Linked DNA regions of Homo sapiens: region 1 is linked to region 2. Evidence: chromatin loops called from intact Hi-C (ENCODE). Cell type or tissue: transverse colon. All regions are shown on one strand. Links, peaks and the distances in the headings refer to the core of each region. The heading gives the core; the rest is flanking DNA.

Evidence for each region. Peaks named below come from ENCODE experiments on the same cell type or tissue, not always from the same donor. Only the 100,000 strongest peaks of a DNase experiment are listed, where the experiment ranks them.
Region 1: it touches region 2 in a loop (8-fold over the local background); 1 of 110 quality-filtered maps calls a loop at or near these places.

The regions. Positions count from the first base shown.
Region 1 is chr21:37,151,729-37,157,101 of GRCh38, forward strand. TTC3 (tetratricopeptide repeat domain 3) reads left to right here. Exons shown (of 46, transcript NM_001330683.2): 26 at 165-301; 27 at 1,223-1,549; 28 at 4,927-5,178. Among named protein-coding and RNA genes, the nearest start is that of TTC3-AS1, 40 kb to the right of the region's middle. In transverse colon, for the core only: no CTCF peak of the experiment used is centred there; DNase peaks (open chromatin) are centred at 1,713 and 2,453; H3K27ac peaks cover 2,330 bases.
Region 2 is chr21:37,034,626-37,040,006 of GRCh38, forward strand. It overlaps LOC124905017 (a long non-coding RNA gene), which reads right to left. Exons shown (of 2, transcript XR_007067859.1): 2 at 1,911-2,280. Among named protein-coding and RNA genes, the nearest start is that of RIPPLY3, 31 kb to the left of the region's middle. RefSeq lists a silencer at 41-205. In transverse colon, for the core only: no CTCF peak of the experiment used is centred there; no DNase peak of the experiment used is centred there.

The sequences.
Region 1 (5,373 bases), core at 374-5,373, 120 kb after region 2:
CCCTTATTTTGACAATACTGACAGTTTCTTACATTGAATGGAAGATGTAGGCCGGGCTCTGATTAAAAAAGGAAAACTTCTAATATATTGCTTGGAAGATGGTTTCTACGATAGTCAAAGGAAAACAGTTCATTGAGTTGTCACTAATTGTAAATGTTTATCAGCCTAGAGAAACTAAGACTGAAAGAAGACAAAAAATTGAAGAGAAAGATCCAAAAAAAAGAAGCAAAAAAGTTAGCACAAGAAAGAATGGAGGAGGACTTAAGAGAAAGTAATCCACCCAAAAATGAAGAGCAGAAAGGTATGCAGAAGCCAAAGGCATGATAAGAATAATATACTCTCATTTAAATGTATAAATGTAAGCATCTTTTGGGCCTTATATTCATCATTATTGAATTGAAATAAAGATTTCACTTAGTAATTTAATACTATCACTGTCTTCTGTTACTCGAAGACAGAATTGGGTTGGTGTAAAGAACACTGAAAAACCTTTCAGAGATTGTATTCCCACTGAAAAACCTTTCAGAGATTGTATTTTAACTTTCTGTGCTTAATGACTAAACATATTTATTGTATATAAAGTTAAGGTAGTTGATGAGGCTGGGTTAGGATTGTTGAAGGAAGTGGCCGTATTTTAGGGGAACTAAGTTGTTTTTTTTTTTTGTTTTTTTTTTTTGAGACGGAGTCTCACTCTGTTGCCCAGGCTGGAGTGCAGTGGCGCGATCTCGGCTCACTGCAAGCTCCGCCTCCCGGGTTCACGCCATTCTCCTGCCTCAGCCTCCCCAGTAGCTGGAACTACAGGTGCCCGCCACCATGCCCAGCTAATTTTTTGTATTTTTAGTAGAGATGGGGTTTCACCGTGTTAGCCAGGATGGTCTCGATCTCCTGATCCACCCTCCTCGGCCTCCCAAAGTGCTGGGATTACAGGCATGAGCCACCACGCCTGGCCTAGAGGAACTAAGTTTCAAATGCTACTACATGAATGGTTCAGAATGAAGGGTGTAAAATGCTTACTTTTGGTATGTTTATTTTAGCGTACACTTTCATGTCTTTTCAAAAGTATTGTTAAGTGTTTATATTTCTAATTAAAGTTTCTTGAGTTTAGTAAAACAGTATAATCAATCTGAATCATATTTTATATTATGTAATTTTGTTATTTCTAAGTTTATGTAATTGTGAATTAGTCCTATTTATCACTTTAACCATTGTTATTTATCCTTAGAAACTGTAGACAATGTTCAGCGTTGTCAGTTCCTTGATGACAGAATTCTACAGTGTATAAAGCAGTATGCTGACAAGATTAAATCCGGCATACAGAATACAGCCATGCTTCTCAAAGAATTGCTTTCTTGGAAAGTTTTGAGCACAGAAGACTATACAACCTGTTTTTCTAGCAGAAATTTTCTAAATGAAGCAGTGGACTATGTTATTCGCCACTTGATTCAAGAAAATAACAGAGTAAAGACAAGAATATTTCTGCATGTTTTGAGTGAGCTTAAAGAAGTGGAGCCCAAATTAGCCGCCTGGATCCAAAAACTTAATAGCTTTGGTATGTCCCTTTATATTCCAGAGCAATAAACTTTAATACGAAGGGGAAGTGTAGGTCTCTGAGTCATTTTCATTTTCCTGCCATATAATTTATAACTTTAAATGCAGGACTATAAATTTGTATGGTTAAGAATACTTTTCCAGTCCCAGCTACTTGGGAGGCGGAGGCAGGATGATTGCTTAATCTCAGGAATTTGAGACCAACCTGGCAATGTTGCAAGACCTGTCTCTAAAAGAATTTTTTAAAAAAAGAACTAAATATATGAAGGCCTTTAAAAAACAGAAAAACTATTACACACACACGCACACCACAATTTTTAGGTTATTTTATAGATAGGTTACAGTATACTTCTTCAAAAGGTGCAATCTAAGGAAAGACCAGTCAGTAAAGAAATCCAGACCTATATTAGACTAAACTATTTGTAAATGTGTAGATGTGTGAATACTAGGCACAACCATGGTAAATAACACATCCTGGAGTCTGCCCCCTGCTCAGGAGCTGTGTTGAGAAGACAAATCTATAATTCAGATTCTTTGAAGAAAAATTTAGAGGCAAGAGTGGATGAGACTAATTGCTCAGGGTCACCTAAGGCAAATCTGTATCTAGAGATTAAGAGGAACATATCCTAGGGTTGGACTGAGCTGTGGTAAATCACAGGATTATATAACTCTGTACTGTGTTCTGACTTTCGTAACTTGGCTGGGAGAAGGGAAGAGTGAGCAAGCCCCCTGCCCTCCCCTAAAGCAGGCGCTTTGCCTAAAGCCATGCAGGACTGCAGAAGGCAGCTGCAGATACAGTTGTTGTGTAACACGAGGTAGGGATGCTTTGGGCACCTACCAGGGCACTATTTATCTTGCTGACTGGATAGCAACTGGCCTAGCACAATAGTTCATTCAGTCGGCAGCTATTAGATAAGAGGCTAAAGTACGCCACGGGAAAAAGGCAGGGCCTTTAGCCGCAGACCACAGAGTGAGGCCTGCTAAGCCTCTGCCAGCCGTCCCCACCTGTCTGAATGTTTAGAAACGTGGGGCTATTAGAATTCTAGGGTTTCAGAGAAGATACTGGTCAGCTTCTGCCAGAAGAGACGATGTAAGATGGCAGCAAGCCTGGCATAGTTAGACAGCTGAACATGCCTGCTTTGAACATAGATCCTCATGGATTTGTGATCCCGGAAAGTTATTTTTAAGTGACAAGATTGTCACTAGTGAGTATCAAGTAAGCAAATTATAAAGTTAATGCTTGCTTTAACATGCTTTAGGAGATACTCAGGACTGGAGAAATAGGTTTGCCTGGGTTATGCTACACGGTCAAGACTGCCAGCCACTGTTCATTCAGGTAAATGCAGCACTTGAGCCCTCCAGCTCACTGGCAGGAAAGGGTGAACATGTCTTTTGATATAAACCATGTGTTTTTTTTGTTTGTTTGTTTGTTTTTTTGAGACAGAGTGTCGCTCTGTTGCCCAGGCTGGAGTGCAGCGGCGCGATCTCGGCTCACTGCAAGCTCCGCCTCCCGGGTTCACGCCATTCTCCTGCCTCAGCCTCCCGAGCAGCTGGTACTACAGGTGCCTGCCACCACGCCTGGCTAATGTTTTGTATTTTTAGTAGAGACGGGGTTTCACCGTGTTAGCCAGGATGGTCTTGATCTCCTGACCTCGTGATCTGCCCACCTCGGCCTCCTAAAGTGCTGGGATTACAGGCGTCAGCCACCGCGCCCGGTCGATATAATCCATGTTTATTCTGTAGATTAAAGGTATCATTTTAATAAGGATATATGTATACTATTTAAAGTAGCAATTTTTATTTAAAGTTGTGAAATGAGTTCAAGCATGTTAATTAGTAAGGCTGTTACTACAGTCCTGAAGTAAAATGCACACTTACTTAAATAGTAAGTAAAGCAGTTTTCATTTCCTGGAATTTTCTTCAATAAAACGACTATTGGGTGGACTTACATCATGCACATATTTACCATAAGAGAGGTCCAGTTTTTATGTTCAGCAAAAGATGAAGGGAGGAAAGGAGGAAAGGAGGGAGGGAGAGAGAGAAATAATAGAGCACTAGTGAGATAAATTTAACATCCCAATAGTGAACACTGCCTGCCTGCATTCCCCTCACTGACCACAAGCTCTGACGTGGATAGGGAACGGGAATGTGCTATTTTTTCATTGGGCTCTCATAAATCTTTTATTGTGTGAGTATTCTACATGGTCCCTTATTCTGGTGTTTAAAGATCCTAATTTTCCTGCAACATGATCTCTGCAAGCTAACTCTTTAATCCAGAAGCAAGCAGTCTAGGATAATTTTGACTCTGAGCAATCTCTGCTTCATTTGTTGACTTCATTTGTTGACTAAGGCCCTCGGAAGAAGTGACCGTTTTATATTAGAGGCATGATGGAGAAACTGGACAGAGCTCCTTTTTGCTGGCTGTTCATCAGGAGTGGGGCTTCACCGTCATTTCAGTAGGAGTCTGTATGAGATTGTAGTCACCTGTTTTCTAATTTGGAGAGTGGAGAATAAAAGTAGGCATACTGACCACCTTGATTTTTGTAGAGAGGGGTGAGGACCCACATTTTGGGGAATAAGGAATGTTATTTTAGGTGTTGGGGAATGGGTTTACCCATTTCCTCTTTTAGACACATTTGGGAAGATTCTGCATATTGTTGATGTTTTATTACTATGGAATCCATATAAAGAATCATAAAATCTTGCTAGTTTATACTAATTGGAATGAAAGTCTTTATGAATTAGTGAAAACATTGTTTGGGTTTGTTTTTTTTTTTAGAGATAGGGTCTTGCCCCATCACCCAGGCTGGAGTGCAGTGGCGCCGTCATAGCTCACTGTAGCTTTGAAGTCCTGGGCTCAAGCAGTACCCCCACCTCAGCCTCCCAAGTAGCTGGGACTACAGGCATTTACCACCATGCCTGGCTAACTCTTTTTTTTTTTGTAAAGATAGGGGTCTTGCTATGTTGCCAGGGCTGGTATTGAACTCCTGGCTCAAGTGATCTTCCAGCCTTGTCCTCCCAAAGTGCTGGGGTTACGGGCCTAAGCCACCATACCTGGCCTCATTGTTATATTTTTAAAGGAATTTAATGCTATACTTTCATCTCCTAGGTCTAATAAAGGTAACTATGATAGTAGAAGGCTTTGGCCCACATTATTCAAATCTAATAGACAAGAATTATTATAATTAGCCTAACAATGTTAAATGGTGTTTCTAAAATGCCCAATAGCTTGAACGAATCTGTTCTCAACTATTTAAATGTTTTTGCTGAGAATATAAGCAAACTATAATCAGCTGCTTTCAGAGATGTGAAACTAAATGTGATTTTACAGTAAATAATTTCCCTCCTCTTCTGATTTGGGTTTTGTTTTTATTACAGGCTTAGATGCCACAGGAACTTTCTTTTCTCGTTATGGAGCATCTCTTAAACTGCTTGATTTTAGTATCATGACTTTCCTCTGGAATGAGAAATATGGTCACAAACTAGACTCTATAGAAGGAAAGCAACTTGATTATTTCTCTGAGCCAGCATCATTGAAGGAAGCCCGTTGTTTAATATGGCTGCTAGAAGAACACAGAGACAAGTTCCCAGCATTGCATAGTGCTTTAGATGAATTCTTTGATATAATGGGTATGTGGACTGAGTTTAGACTTATATTACATTTAATCTTAAGGGGGAAAAAATCTGTGAAGGACCTAGCTTGTTTAAATATATAACAAAGAAAATAGTGAAAATTATTATGGTACAATCAGTTTATGTGGGGAAGTTAGTGATTAACAGTAGCAATTTTTTTATATCATGAAGCTTTTTTACTTTATCAGTTAA
Region 2 (5,381 bases), core at 143-5,142:
ACTTAACGTCATGTCTTCTGATTTCTTTTTTTTTGAGACTTGTTCCCCAGGCTAGAGTGCAATGGCATGATCTCGGCTCACTGCAACCTCCACCTCCCGGAAGTGATTATCCTACCTCAGCCTCCTAAGTAGCTGGGATTACAGGCACCCACCACCATGGCTAATTTTTTTGTATCTTTAGTAGAGACAGGGTTTCACCATGTTGGCCAGGCTGGTCTCAAACTCCTGACCTCAGGTGATCCACCCGCCTCTGCCTCCCAAAGTGCTGGGATTACAGGCATGAGCCACTGCGTCCTGCCCATGTCTTCCAATTTCATCCATGTTGTTGTTAATGAGAGAATTTCTTTCCTTTTTTAAGACTAAAATTCCATTGTGGATATATGTTACATTTTCTTTATTTGTTCATCTATTGATGGACATTTAGATTGGTTCCATAATTTGGCTAGTGTAAATAGTGCTGCAGTGAAAATGGGAGCACAGACATCTCTTTGACATACTGATTTCAAATCTTTTGGGTAAATACCCAGAAATGAGAATGCTGGATCACAATTTTATTTTGTTTTATTTTATTTATTTTATTTTTTTTGAGACGGAGTCTTGCTGTCACTCAGGCTGGAGTGCAGTGGTGTGATCTCGGCTCACTGCAACCTCCGCCTCCCAGATTCAAGCAATTCTCCTGCCTCAGCCTCCTGAGTAGCTGGGAATACAGGAATGCACCACCACACCCAGCTAATTTTTTTTTTTTTTTTTTTTTTTTAGTAGAGACAGGGTTTCGCCATGTTAATCAGGCTGGTCTCAAACTCCTGACCTCAAGTGATCTGCCTGCCTCGGCCTCCAAAAGTGGTAGGATTACAGGCATAAGCCATCATGCCCAACCTGGATCACAATTTTAAATAAGAAGTGTTGGCAGGGATGTGGAGAAACTAGAATCCTCATATTATATTATTGGTGGAAATGTATAAACAGTACAACCATTTTGGAAAACAATCTGGCAGTTTCAGTAGAAAGCTAAAACTGCCTGGGCACTGTGGCTCACGCCTGTAATCCTAGCACTTTGGGAGGCTGAAGCAGGAGGTTTGCTTGAGCCCAGGAGTTCAGACCAACCTGGGCAACATGTGGAGACCCCATCTCTACAAATTTTTTTTCTTTTTTTTTGAGACGAAGTCTTGCTCTGTCACCAGGCTGGAGTGCCATGGCATGATCTCGGCTTACTGCAACCTCCGCCTCCTGGGTTCAAGCGATTCTTCTGCCTCAGCCTCCCGAGTAGTTGGGATTACAGGTGCGCGCCACCACGCCCAGCTAATTTTTGTATTTTTAGTAGAGATGGGGTTTCACCATGTTGGCCAGGATGGTCTCGATCTCTTGACCTTGTGATTCCACCCGCCTCAGCCTCCCAAAGTGCTGGGATTACCAGCGTGCGCCACCGCACCTGGCCAAAAAAAATTTTTTTTTAATTAGCCAGGCATGGTGGTGAGTCCTGTAGTCCTAGGTAGGAGGATCACTTGAGCCCGGGAGGTCAAGACTGGAGTAAGCCATGATAGCAACACTGCACTCCAGCCTGAGTGATAAAGCATGGCCCTGTCTGAAAGAAAATAAAAAAGCTAAACATAAATTCACCATAGAACCTAGCTATTCCACTCCTAGGAATCTACCCAAGACAAATAAAAACATTAGTCCACACAAAGACATGTACGTGAATGTTTATAGTAGCGCTATTCATAACAATCTCACACTGGAAATCATCCAAATATACATTAACTGGTGGCTGGATAAATAAAATGTGGTATGTCCATACAATGGGATGTTATTCAGTAATTAGAAGAGATGAAGTATTGATACATGTGGAAACACGAGTGGACCTTGGAAGCAGCGTGCTAAGTGGAAGAAACCAGACATAACAGACTGCATTGTATGAGTCCATTTTCTTTTTCAATTTTTATTTATTTATTTTTTGAGACGGAATCTCACTCTGTCACTCAGGGTGGAGTGCAGTGGCATGCATGATCTCAGCTCACTGCAACTTCCACCTCCCGGGTTCAAGCAATTCTCGTGCCTCGGCTTCCCGAGTAGCTGGGATTACAGGAACCCACCACCATGCCTGGCTAATTTTTGTATTTTTAGTAGAGATGGGGTTTCACCATGTTGGCCAGGCTGGTCTCGAACTCCTGACTTCGTGATTCACCCGGCTCAGCCTCTCAAAGTGCTGGGATTACAGGCGTGAGCCACTGCGCCCGTCCGTATGAGTCCATTTATATAAAAGGTCCACAGAAAGGCGAATTTCTAGTGACAGAAAACAAAACAGTGGTTGCTTAGTGCTGGGAGTGGGAGCAAGGATTAACTGTAAATCAGCACAAGAAAACTTTTTGGGGTGATAGAATTATTCTAAAACTGGATTATGGTGTTAGTTGCATAATTCTAGAAATGCACGAAAATCTTTGAAATGTACAGTGCCAATGGGTAAATATATAGTAAATAAATTACATCCCAATAAGTTGTTTTTTTTTTAAAGCGTAGACTCTTATTATTAAGACAATATTTGTATCTTTTATTTAGCTACAGAGTCGCTACAGGAATAATACATTTTTTGGGGGTGGAGGGCATGACAAAGTTTAAATTTTTAAGAAGTAACCCAAAGGAAAACATTCTAAAGAAATATTTCAGTTTCTTCCCTGAGACCTCTGAGTTTTTTTACTCTCCTGGGTTTATTCATTAAGGCCCTGTCTTCTGAAGATGTGCAGTGACCTCTGAGTCATCAATCACTTAAAGGTAAAGAGGTCCCAGGTGTACTTTTAGAATAATGGGTTCAATTCCAAAGTAAGACATGAAGGGAGGACCAATTGCCTAGATCCAGGTCATCAGTAGGCTAGACCTTCCTGTCCTGCGTTCAAAGTGAGTATCTGGAATTACTTGAAACTCCAAGATTAGGTTGTTAAACAACATGGTAAGACCACTACCCAAATTTAAGTTAGGTGTAAGACTTAGGGCTTCAGATGTCAACAATACCAAACCATAATAGTCACCATTGTCATAAAGTGGGTGCTCTCCAGATATATCAACAGTACACCTGGAAAGTCCATCGTTTTCCAGAATTTTCTACAATAATATACTGGTCCCTAGCAACAGTTACCATATAGATGATTAAAAGACACTAAAATTTTTATTTTAAAATGCAGTTTTTATCAATATACAACAGATACAGAAAAGCAAGCATATCTTAAGTGCTCAATGAATTTTCAAAGGTAACATCCCTTCTATAACACCAACAAGGTTGAGAAATAGAAGATCACCATCACCCTGGAAGCCCCTCAAAGCCCCTCCCAGCTACCACACTCACTCTCTTCCTCAAAGATAACCACTATTCTGACTCTTAACACCATACATTTGTTTGCCCAGTTCTGAACTTTATATAAATGGAATCAACCACACTGTATGCACTCGTTTTTGTCTGGTTTATTTTACACTGTACATAAGTCAACCATAGTCTCTTGTAGGAATATGTCAACTATTTATTTATTCATTCTATTATTGATGTACATTTGTATTGCTTCCAGGGATTTTGGCTGTTATGAATAATGCTGCTATGAACACTTTTGGGTTTGTTTTTTGTGCATTATCTGTGGACATTTCTGTTGAGAATATATCTAGGAGTGGATGTTGGCTGCTAGGGTATGTGTATGGTTAGCTTTAGTATACATCATTTTATTTGGCCAAAATCTAGAAAGCCACTTGAAGTGATGTAAGTGTAAACATACCTAAATGGAGAAATTTCCTAAATGTAAACACACGTTCATTCTTCATCAGAACTGATGGAGCAAACACTGTCACAGGCAGGACAACTGAGTATCAGTCACGAAGTTAGTGGAGTGTGATGTCTCACCAACATCACTTCGGAAGCCATCGCCTCCGTGGGGTTCGGGCCTTGGGAAATGAGCCCCACATGAACTTCCTGGCACTCCTGCCAGCTCCTTTCAGTGGAGTCTGGATGAACAAGGCTCATAGCCCTGCCTTGGCTTTGATACAAAGGAAAATATTAGGTGTGTTCAATTTCCCTCTAAGGTCTGGAAATCAATTTACCTTTTTTCTTTCTTTTCCTTTTCTTTTTCTTTTTTTTTTTTTTAAGACAAGGTCTGTCACCCAGGCTGGAGTGCAGTGGTGCGTTCTTGGCTCACTGCAGCCTCAACCTCCTGGGCTCAAGTGGTCCTCCCACCTCAGCCTCCTGAGTAGCTGGGACTAGAGGCACGTGCCACCACACCTGGCTGATTTTTTTTTTTTTTTAATAGATGCAGGGTTTCACTATGTTGTCCAGGCTGGTCTCAAACTCCTGGGCTCAAGCGATCCACCTGCCTCGGCCTCCCAAAGTGCTGAGATTTACAACTTATTTTCTTTAAAAAACAAAAAAGCCAGGGGTAATTATTAGCACACAATTGCAGGCTGAGTCTCTCAGTTCCTGGAGGACACTTGTCTGCTGCTTTCTGGAGCTTGGTGGTCCTTTACCTCTGGGCAGGGCTAAAAGCTCTTGCCTGTGACTGGTTCTTCCTGGTGGCTGTGGGCTCATAATCTACCCCATGTCAGAGTCCATCTCTGACAGGATTTGAAGCCAGGGCAGCTGGATTCAGCTCACAATGCTTCTAGTAGGATATTTTCATGGCCCAGGCTAATCTTAATAATCCAGTGTTTGTCCCCAGTGAAACCTTCCAGGGAGTTTCTACATCAGTTTCACTTCATGGTCTCTGAATTGGGTGTCCACTTGGGTTTGGGGAAGACTTTCTATGAAAACAAGGATCCCTTTGGCTTGCTGCCTATCCGTGGAAGTTGAAGCGTTAGTCAGAATTCCGACCTCAGACGCTTTTACACCCTAATGGGCCAGGCTGCAGAGAGGGCTCTATCTTCTTTTCTTTTAACTTTTCTTTAAAGTTGGATTCCTTCTGTAGCTGCTTGTTCTCTTCCATGTCTCTAGGGTATTTGTTAGTATACACAAGAAACAGCTTCTTGAATAATGTCCATTATAGCTTCGCATTTAAATGACAATGACTTCCTCCCTCTCCCTCTCCCTCTCCCTCTCCCTCTCCCTTCCCTTCCCCCTTTCCCCCTTCCCTCTCCCTTCCCTCTCCCTTCCCTCTCCCTTCCCTCTCCCTTCCCTCTCCCTTCCCTCTCCCTTCCCTTTCCCTTCCCTCTCCTTTCCTCTCCTTTCCTCTCTTTTCCTCTCCTTTCCTTTCCTTTCCTGTCTCACAGGGCTTGCTCTGTTGCCCAGGCTGGAGTACACTGGTGTGATCATAGCTCACGGCAGCCTAGAACTCCTAGGTTCAAGCAATCCTTGAGGCTCAAGCTCAGCCTCCCATGTAACTGGAACTACGGGCACGCACCACCACGCCCAGCTATTT